Linked DNA regions of Mus musculus: region 1 is linked to region 2. A link is a loop called in an ENCODE intact Hi-C map of the cell type or tissue named here. Cell type or tissue: left cerebral cortex. All regions are shown on one strand. Links, peaks and the distances in the headings refer to the core of each region. The heading gives the core; the rest is flanking DNA.

Region 1 (5,387 bases), core at 114-5,113, 290 kb before region 2:
AAAGGTAACTCTGTGATCAGAGATATATACACATTGTAAGTCTGTCCTGAAACATGAATACATATCATGTCTAATTTACACTTACCTGTTACTGAATTGTAAATAAAATGGCAGACATTATGGTGATATTTTAAGCACCTTACTCCATGTACTCATGACGGGATACTCTGTCTTACTCTTGCTAGCTTTACCTTTTGTGTGGACTGATTAGGGCCTGTGTGACCAGGAGACCTAGGGTGTTTTCATAAACTTGGCTTTGGCACAAGACGTTAACAGTTACTTTTATATTTTCCTTATCTATGTGTCTATCTACAGTTCTTTATAGACAGGGGAAGGACTTGACCTCCGTAACTTCAGCATCAGGAGCATAGGTGGGGCTCAGTGATTTTGGAACAAATAGAATAATTTCATTTTATTTTATTTTTTACCATCTCTGACCTGTGAAAATCTACTCTGTGGGAAACTCTCTTCTAAATGTGCTGTGTTATTTTACTTGGAATGAGGCAAGATGAAGAATTTGTAGCAATGAGCTGGCTCACGTTGTCCCATAGTTTGATAAATGGTTAAAATTCTGGTACTTTGGAACTAGAGACCATGATCTGCCTCCTGCTTTACAACCTAAGTTCAGGCCCAAGTACTGCCTTTCAGCCTCCTCACCTGGCTACAGGGATGGATGGATCCTGTCCTCAGGAGTGAGTACTGTATGTAGAACAGTCTGGATGGGGGAGCAGATGGACACAGTTAAGGAAGAGGTAAGTGCTTGCCATCACTGTGATTATTGTTATCCTCCAGACCTCATGTTCATCAAAGTGAAATGGAGCAAATATGACTATGCAAAACTTAAATGAGTTAATTCCTGTAACCTGCCTGACAGCAGCATACAATTACCAACTTCTCAGAACCAAAAAAAGAGTGATGTATATTTAGTATGGCACACACCACCACCACCACCACCAACAACAACAACAACAACTCCTGTTATGTTTGTGTTAACAGGTAGACATCTGTACCAATCTGCCTGGGCTCTAACCCAGGCTGAACTCATTGTCTGATTGATTGATTCTGAGCAGGTTATGTAATGTCTCAGGATCACCTGTAATAAAATGAGAATAATGATAGCATCCGTTTCCTAATGTGGTTTGAGGTTTAGTTGCTGAGGCCCCCCCCCCCTAAAGCAATAAAGGCAACAGCAGGCGAACAGCACACAGCCAATAAACCTAAGCTGTCAGTACTGCTCTGAGCTTCAACCACTGACAGTGGTGAAAGTGACTGTCTACCTGTCCAGGAGGCAATGTAGATAAGTTGTGATGGTACTCATGAACATAGCTAGTAAAGTGATGGGTTGTTGATAAATGCCAGCCTCTTTCCCATTTTTATGATTGAGGAGACAACTCAGAATTTTATGATGCTTTGTGGTTGCAGCGCATAGCATCAGTCTCATTTGTGTGCAGTTATAGGACAGAGAGGATCAGGTGAAATTTTACCAGTGACACATATTAAACATTGTTATTAAATAAATACTATTCAATGAACTAATTTATTGCCTAGTTTTCTTCTTAAAGCAGCTTGGTCGAGAATTACCCAATACATTTTAATTATTTTGATTTTGGTCACAGATATGGTGTTGTACCAGGAAGCATTTGTGAACTCCAAAGGACCACCAAGGAGCCATTTCCGATGTTATAGCATTAGGGTATCTTTATTACAAGCCCAGGCTTGGGTTCTCCTCCAACCCAACCCTGACACAGCAGGATGGGAAGGGAAGGTGGACCAGCCTTGAACCCTTAGCAGGAAAAAAAATTATAGGAAAATAGGAGCAAGTGAGGGGGTGAGGGAGGGGGTGTTCACTCTGGCAAGCATCTAATAGAATGACTACAAGCCAACAGGTGGATACTCTGAAGCAAGACCATATACAATCACAAATGGTCTGAAAGTACATCTGAAACAATCAGACTAATCTTTGATTAACTGTTGCTAGAAAGTAGCTAGAGAGTAACTCTGTCTAAGGACAAACCTTGGAGTCCTTTCTGGTACCTGGGTGCATCTTGGGTTCTGCTGTAGGTCAAGTTCTCAGGCTTTTCTTCTTTTCTTTTCTTTTCTTTTCTTTTCTTTTCTTTTCTTTTCTTTTCTTCTTTTCTTTTCTTTTTCCTTTTCTTTTCTTTCCCCTTTCCTTTCCTTTCCTTTCCTTTCCTTTCCTTTCCTTTCCTTTCCTTTCCTTTCCTCTTTCCTTCTCTCCTCCTTTCCTTCTTTTTTCTTTTCTTTTCCTTTCCTTTCCTTTCCTTTCCTTTCCTTTCCTTTTTTAAAAGATGGAGGCCGGTCCCAAATGGAGTAGGTGTGGCCTCTCAATGGTGATTTACTCTCTGCAAAGAAATAGGTTATTGTTTCAAGTTTTTTTGGTGGCAAACCCTGGGACACAGTCTGCAGGAGCTGCAGGAAGCTGCTGTCAATCATAGGGTGAACATAGAGGTTAGGACATCATTACTTCTGCTTTACTTCCATGATGGACACCTGAAACTTTCTAATGAGCAAGCCCTTTGGAGACAGCTGGCACCCCACAAGGTGCAAGCCTTGCTGAGCCTCTTCTTGTCTCTTCACGGTTCTGTTGGTTAAAGTCTTAAAGGATGTGAGAGGCTTTGGTATGACTATAATTGGTTGAAGCACTTTTTAACTGGCCTATAGGAGCACACATTGCTGGAAAAAGAGTGGCAAGGAAGGGGGTGATGTTAACAAAAAGTGTGTTGGGGGAGCTCTTCATTGTATTCATCCAAGAGAGAAATCTGTAGCAGACAATTAGATGTGCTAGGCAGAAAGATCCAGCAGGTGGCAGCTCAGTAACGTGTAGTCACAAGTCATTGTAGGGAGCTGGTGTTCAGGATCATCTTTCCTTAGAACAATAGAAAATGCTGTATCTTAAACAATATATATTTATTGTCAGGTTGTGTGTGTGTGTGTGTGTGTGTGTGTGTGTGTGTGTGAGTGTGTGTGTAAAAGTTAGCACATATCTCTGCCTGTGTTCTATGCTAACCTAGAAAATTAGAATTGTTATGTGAAGTTACCCAACTTAAAGGACATTGAAGTTTTCTGAATTTTTCTACTATACTTTACCAACACTCACTCCATTATTTTGAAGCATGTATATGTATTTTCTATGTTCTAAGAGATGGCAGACTTGAAGTTTTTTCAAGTAAAATGATATTGCAACCAACAATTGATCACTTTGAGAAGTTACCTGAAATTTTAGCATTCCAGGCATAATTTCTTTAACAGTTAAAATATTTAGGAAACTCAGGGAGTCAGCAAAGGAAGCTGGGCTCAGGGCAGCAAAATAAAACAGCAGCATTTCTAGTGAATTTGAATATATATGTGTATACACACACACACACACACACACATACACACACACACACACATATATATATATGTATGTATATATATATATATATATGTATATATATATATATATATATATATATGAAAGAAAAACAAAAAACCAAGACAAAAAGTACTCTTAAAATACAAGCTCGAGGATGGAGCATCTTGTTATGTGGATTTACAGGTGTTAGGATTGCCCTGATCCCAGAACAGAACACTGCCAATGCCCTCTGAGACAGCACCAGACTGTTACACACTGTCTGTTTAACTGAGCATATTGTTACACCCTTCAGCAACAAATCTTCACTGTGCCCTATTTTATCAGGGCACCAGGGCCTGACAGATTTCTCACACAATTAAACCATCAAAAGTGATACAATTTTGACATGAAATGTGTTTATATTTTGAGAGCCATCAAACAGAGCTTATGTGCTTATAATTACTTAATAAAATTAAAGGCTTCTGTGGAAGTCCATTTTAAAAATACATCATAACATTTTAAGTGCATAGGTTCATGAAGTTTGTTCCAATTTCCTGGTGACAGATGCACAAGATCCCCCTAACAGATGTGTAGTTCTGGGCACTCATATGCTATTCACGCTGACAAAGGTTTAGAACCAGCATTCTTCTCACCATCTTTCAAGGGTCAACTACTAAAAAAGATTCAGTTTTGTTCAATTGAAAAGGATAGAATTCCCAAGGTTCAGTTTACTTTAGTTAATTTGATAGAAGAGTCTGGCATTTCTCTCCCAAACAGCCCAAACTAGTCCCCTTCTGCTAATGTAAATCAGCCTGAGCTGTAGATGCCTACAGAAGAGATTTCTGTCAGTTTCTAGGAAGATCATAGAATTGGGGGGTGGGGGTGGAGGCTGGAAGTTGTGATGGTTTTAATAAGAATGGCCACAACAGTCTCATATATTTGAGTGTTTGATCATTAGGGCATGGCACTACATGAGGGATTAAGAGATGTGGCCTTGTTGGTATAAGTTTGGCCTTATTGTAGTAGGTATGACTTTGTTAGTGTTTGTGTGGCCTTATTGGAGAAAGTGTGTCACTGGGAGGTGGGGTTTGAAGTTACAAAAGCTCAAGCCAGGGCCAGTGACTCCCTCTTCCTGTTGCCTGCAGATCCAGATACAGAACTCAATCTACCCCTTTTCCATCACCTATCATCTGCCTATGTGTCACCATACTGCCAGCGTGATAATAATAGACTAGACCTCTGAAAGAGTAAGCAAAACACTTTCTTCATCATGGTCATGGTGTCTTTTCATAGCACAATATCACTGACAAAGACAGAAGTGAAATTTAAAGGTACTCTATCCTGAGTTACTGCTTGTTTGCAGGGTTTTTCCTTTATGTGGATTTGGATTTCATCACTATTTCTCTCTCTCTCTCTCTCTCTCTCTCTCTCTCTCTCTCTCTCTCTCTCTCTCTCTCTCTGTTGTGTGTGTGCACATGCATGCACATGTGTGTGACATAGTATAAGAACATTTTTCTTTATTATACATTTTTATTATTTTATAATTCCATACATGCATGCAATGCATTTTTCAGCATAATATTTTTATTGATTCTTTGGGAATTTTCACATGCAACCCAATCACATTCATTTCCCAAACCTTCCATGTCTGCCCCATCCTTGTGACTCCCCCAAAATATAAAATTAAAGTTGAAATTAAAATAAAAAGGTCAAGTTTATGTTACCGATATACTCACTAGAGCAGGGTCAAACTCTCAGTGTCCTGTCCCTTAAATAAAACTGAGTGACTCCCTGCTTGGCCAGAAGCCAACTGTGGAGAGCTAATTTAGCATTCTTACCACATTTGCCTTCCTGTTTAGGATGCTACTTTTTTTTGTATGTGTGTGTGAGGGAGTGGGGGTTGGGGTGAGTGTAGGGGCTGTCACAGAAGTCTTTCATATCCCTCTTTCTTATCTATGTGTCTACAGCCATTGCTATCGCTGCAACATTATCTTCCTTGCTCTTTATGGTCAGTATAAGCAGGGATCATGGGCTT
Region 2 (5,387 bases), core at 56-5,055:
TAGTTCCTCAAGGTGGGTCAATGTGAACACAGATGTTTTAGACTGAGGTGGGTTTTCATACTATTTTTACAGAAGTTTGGTCTACTGAAGAGCTGACCACAAAGTCAGCTTCAAATGGAAATATAAGCAATGGCCAAAAAAGGTATCTAAGGCTTTGTCCTTTTGCAAGAAGGTCACAGCTCTTAAGGAGCATGGCCAGGAGCCCCTCACCTACATGAATCATGGACACTACAGTCGCTGAAGACTGCTTGTTTCAGTGCCTCCATGATGAGGTTTGAAAACATTCCTTTTAAAGATAATGTCTGACAATACCAGGGCCCAGGACCACATATGTAGACCTGAGTTATAAAGGCTGTCTCTCTCTGTCTCTCTCTCTGTGTGTCTCTCTCTCTGTCTCTGTCTGTCTATCTCTGTCTCTCTGTCTTTGTCCCTGTCTTTGTCTCTGTCTTTGTCTCTGTCTCTGTCTCTGTCTCTCTCTCTCTCTCTCTCTCTCTGTGTGTGTGTGTGTGTGTGTGTGTGTGTGTGTGTGTGTGTGTGTGTGCATGTAGCAGGGCGGGGTGCCTTAAAAAGTATCTGGTAAAAGATATTTGACTGTAGGATCCTGGGAGCTAGGGTCAGACAAATGCCTGCACCAAGTGTACATAGCAGCAGCTGCATGCACTCTGGTTACTTCTACAATCAGGATAGTCATTCCCACCATGAGGTTGTCTGACTGAAAATTGAGATAATGAGCTAAAGGTTCCTCATTGGAGTGTCTGCCCCCCAGTGTTTCCTAAATAAACAGTAGAGCCCAGATCTGGATTCCACCTCCGATCCACACCCTTTTCAGTATCAAAATGCTTCTTGCTAAGTCTTGAGTTAGTTTTGTCCCAGAATCTATCACTCTCTGACAGGTTAATCCAGTTGTATCTTTTTCCTTGAAAAACCTCTACTGGACAGGATTTCAGGGACTGTAGTGTTCACAACTCCTGTAGGTGAGGGGTTCGTGCCCTATGCTCTTCATTTCAATACATTAAGAGCCATGAACTTCTTGCAAAGTTCAAAACTTTAGATCTCCTTTTGCTGATTGGATAATCTCTGTTACCTACTCTTGAAGGCAGTTAGTGTCTAGGCCATTGAGGTAACATTTCCATGTGCACCATCTACAGTGAGAACCAAGTGTGTGGAAAATGTATGGAGTTAGCTCATCGCCAACTCCACACTGGTGCCACATACATAGGTGTGACGGGAGGGAGGACAGAGGACAGATGGGGAAGTGAGAAGGTGGTCAGATCTGACCATGGGAGGAATAAGCCAGGCAGCTTTCATTCTCACCAGGCTTCTGCAGCCATCTTATCCAACTGGGCTGGAGTTGAAGGACTCACTATCCAGAGTTGAAGGACTCACTATCCAGAGTTGAAGGACTCACTGTCCAGAGTTGAAGGACTCACTGTCCAGAGTTGAAGGACTCACTGTCCAGAGTTGAAGGACTCACTGGCCAGAGTTGAAGGACTCTCTGGCCAGAGTTGAAGGACTCACTGGCCAGAGTTGAAGGACTCTCTGGCCAGAGTTGAAGGAATCACTGGCCAGAGTTGAAGGACTCACTGGCCAGAGTTGACGTATTCACTGGTCAGTGTTTAAGGACTCACTGGTCTACGCTCAAATGGATCTACAGCAAATTCCATGTGAATGAGACCCGTGCTTCAGAAAGCAAGCCAGATTAAAAGACAGCTGTGATTTGTCATCTGCAGACATTTTAGTTAGCAGCCTGATAATGTGGGGGATTTGCAGAATTCTTTTTTTTTTCTCTTGTGAGCTTGGTTTCTAGGACCTCTGATTGGGGGCAGGGGGGTCAGATATTTGTGTCATTCTAAAATGCTAGATTCCATGCAAATTCCTTAGAGTATCAAAGCACTCTGCAATCATCTGACTGGAAACAGTCAATTTCAGTAAGCTCATAAGGGATACCGAGGCAATTTCACACCTGATTTAGACCCACAGAGCTTTTACACCTGGTTTATACAGCTCTCGTAGAAATTAGAGTTGAAAGCAAACTTTAAGATCATCTACCCTCTCACCTCACTTTATGAGGCTGTGTTCCCCTCCCAGGGGACAGCAGGTTTGCTGATGAAGAAGAGCTTCACACTTTCCTCTAGTGAGTTTGGATGCATCGTGGCATGACTGAAGTCCAATCGTGAACAACAGGACTTTAGAACTTTGGGCAATTAAGAATATTAATTGCCATATTTTCTAAATGTATCATCTTATTTCACTAAGCCCAAAACAAACGAAATAGTAAATACAAACAGACCTTGTGGAACATCTGGCTCCATAGCTAGGCATGGGGACTGAACTTTCAGTTTTTGTTTGGCCGGGAGTTTGAACGGATTCAGTATGCCACTATTACATTTATAGAAGTGATCCTCGCTCAAGGGATTAGTGCAAATCAGAGATTGATGAAATGTGGCTGCAGAGGCTGAGACTTACATGATCCTAACACAAAGCAGAGTTTACTCAGAAAAGTCTGTCGTGGTCATCAGCTGCAAGGCAGCTCAGAGGTGCCACCTAGTGACTTTAGTCTTCTGGCAGTGGAAAGCACAAATAGATACCTTTGCAGAAAATGAGGGTTGTGTATACTTCAGGCTAAAGTCAAGTATGTAATATAATACAAATGGCCTCTTCTCAGTTTCCTTTGCCTGACCAAACTCAGAAGAAACAACGAGTATCAGACTACAAGCATCTGAAACGACACGGAGCAGCAACCAGCTCCCATAGGCTCTCTATCAAGTGTCTCACTCCTCATCTTCAAGCAGAACACAGATTTGTTCTGTCTAGTTGCCCCTTTACTGTTATTATGTAGCTCATTTTTTTTAATGTTACATCTTTCCAGTTCTGAATAAATGCAGCAAACACCATTTCTACACATGAGATGATAAAAGGAAGATCCCTAAATACACAATTACAACTCTGGATTATGTTTAAATTATGTCTGTATTAATTACTTTTCTATTGCTGTGAAGAAACACCATGACCAAGGCATCTTGCAGAAAACTGCAGAGTTTACTATGGGTTTACAGTTTCAGAGGGACAGTTCACAACCATAACGGCAGGTAGCATGGCAGCAGCAGGCAGGCATGGAATTGGAGCCGTAGCTGAGAGCTTACTTCATGAGACACAAGCACGGGGGGGGGGGGGAGAGGAGACAGACAGAGAGAGAGAGAGAGAGAGAGAGAGAGAGAGAGAGAGAGAGAGAGAGAGGTGGGGGGAGGGAACACATAGGGAGATAGAGAACATAGGGAGACAAAGAGACACGCAGAACGACAGAGCGACAGAGAGACAAAGAAACAGAGAGAAACAACTGGGCATGCCATGGGGTTTGAAAGTTAACTCCAAGTGATACAACTTTCTTGGCAAGGCCACATCTCCCCCTCCTTCCCAAACAGTTCAACCAGCTAGGAAGCATGTATTCAATTCCATGAGGCTATGGGGCTGTTCTCATTCAATTCACCACAGAGCCCAAGGTGTAGTGCATCATAAATGCACAATCAAGGATGCTAATGGTGTGTGTGTAGTGATGGATGGACCTTGTGTTTGTCTCAACTTAAGGATTTTCAAGAGAAGGTGTTAATCTGGTCACACTCAAATTATCCTCCCAACCTACACACCATCTAAGAAGACTGTCTGATTACAGGCTCATTTTAAAGCCAAAGAGAAATCTGAAGTCAAACAGGTTTGGTGGTTCGAATGGAAGAGAGGTAAGAGGAAGCCTGTGTGAAGTGGGAAGTGAAATTGAGCCCCGTTCCAACCTGGCAGCAGACACTGAATTCACAGATGAGGTCATTCACAGTACAGAACCTAGTCAAGTTGTCACCATCACTGGTGGCCCAGGATCAAAGATTCTCCCTAACACAAGCAACACAACAGCAACGACATGCTCACGTGTACCCATGCTCACATACACCCACCTGTGTGGTTGCATAGCAGTACAGCTCCCTGCTGAGGTGAGGGGGGGAGTCATGAGCCATTCTTCGGTCAAAGCTTTTCTGAAAAGTCTCTAAGAATGTGTGTGTTATTTTAAACATCTAAGAAATAAAGTGTGACCTAAAAGATGTTAGGTTCTGCCTGTTTGTTGGCGTGGTTGTTGGTCTTCATGTCAAGGGGCTCCTTTTGAGGCACATTTTAAAGACATTTAAAAATAATTTTTAAAATGTAATTTAACTTGAAACATGGGCACAAATTCCATCATCTTCAAGAAGAGCACAGATTTGTTCTGCCTAGTTGCCCCTTTACTGTTATTATACAGTTCATTTTAAAAAAAAATCAGTGGAGATAAATGCAGTTATTCCTTACATGTGCAGCCAAGCCACCAGTCTGAGGAATAAAGCCCCTGGTGACTGGTGGCAAGGGAGACTCTCTCCTAACCAGTAATCCACCACCTCAAACTGCCCAGTTCATCAGTGTGACTCCCACTATTGGAAAGAACTTTTTTTGTGCCTAAATAGGTAACTTCTTTGAAACACAAATACCCCTTGGCAGGTGCACACAGGGTTGTTGTCATTAGGGCTGTTGCCAAAACAAACATTTGTTTATAGAGGATCAGCTGGGAATCAGGTGAGCATTCAGGCCTGACTTCACTGGAGCCTTGAAGAATGATGCATGCACTCTGGAAGACACTGGGGAGCTGCCACCCAATGTCACCCTAAGTGGTAGTGGAAAGCAAAAACACAAGAGCTCACCTAATCTTGTTCTTCAAGTGTAAAATCTCAGTTAGAACACATTTCCCTTTTTAGTTTGCTTTTGGTATTTTCACAGTTAAAGCCAATTTAGGATCTCTGTATTCCTACTTAGAACAGCTACAGACAGGCGTCTGCTCACTGGTGTTCAGAATCCTGAGTCTGAAACAGGAACTGTTTCCTATATGTTCTGTTGAAAAAAAAAAAGTGAACTAAAACATCATTAGCTTGAATCCTCTCAAAATTAGCTTGGTTTCTGGTTCTTTCTCTAATTGATCCATTTTCCATCTGGGATTTATCTCTTACATTGAGATTTTGTACTTCTAGTTCAATATGGGCATAGACATGAGTGATGGTGTGTGCCTGTGTGTGTGAGTGTGTGTGCCTGTGTGTATGTGCATGTGTGCACATGCATGTGTGTGTGAGAGAGTAATACAAACATGTTTATAAAATTATTGGAAATAATGTAGCGTTACAAACACAATCTTTCTAATATACATTTTCCCTTTCTGCAGTGCTCATAAATACAGAATATAAAACTAAACTTGTAAATCTGGGTACTCAAAACTCAGTATCTAAATATGAAAAAATCCAAGGGAGCTTGGGTAAATTCTGATGCCTACTTCTAGAACTAGAGCAAAGTAACTGCTTGCCCTGTTATGAGAAGCAGAGCTG

What was found. A loop is a pair of places that touch in the nucleus more often than their neighbours do. Peaks named below come from ENCODE experiments on the same cell type or tissue, not always from the same donor. Only the 100,000 strongest peaks of a DNase experiment are listed, where the experiment ranks them.
Region 1: it touches region 2 in a loop (8-fold over the local background); 23 of 42 quality-filtered maps call a loop at or near these places.

The regions. Positions count from the first base shown.
Region 1 is chr3:157,518,078-157,523,464 of GRCm38, reverse strand. No RefSeq gene overlaps it. Among named protein-coding and RNA genes, the nearest start is that of 4930592C13Rik, 13 kb to the left of the region's middle. In left cerebral cortex, for the core only: a CTCF peak has its summit at 2,812 (motif pointing right); a DNase peak (open chromatin) is centred at 2,809.
Region 2 is chr3:157,230,060-157,235,446 of GRCm38, reverse strand. All of the region lies in intron 6 of Negr1 (neuronal growth regulator 1), which reads right to left. Among named protein-coding and RNA genes, the nearest start is that of Gm23725, 4.6 kb to the left of the region's middle. In left cerebral cortex, for the core only: a CTCF peak has its summit at 2,545 (motif pointing left); DNase peaks (open chromatin) are centred at 2,532 and 4,791.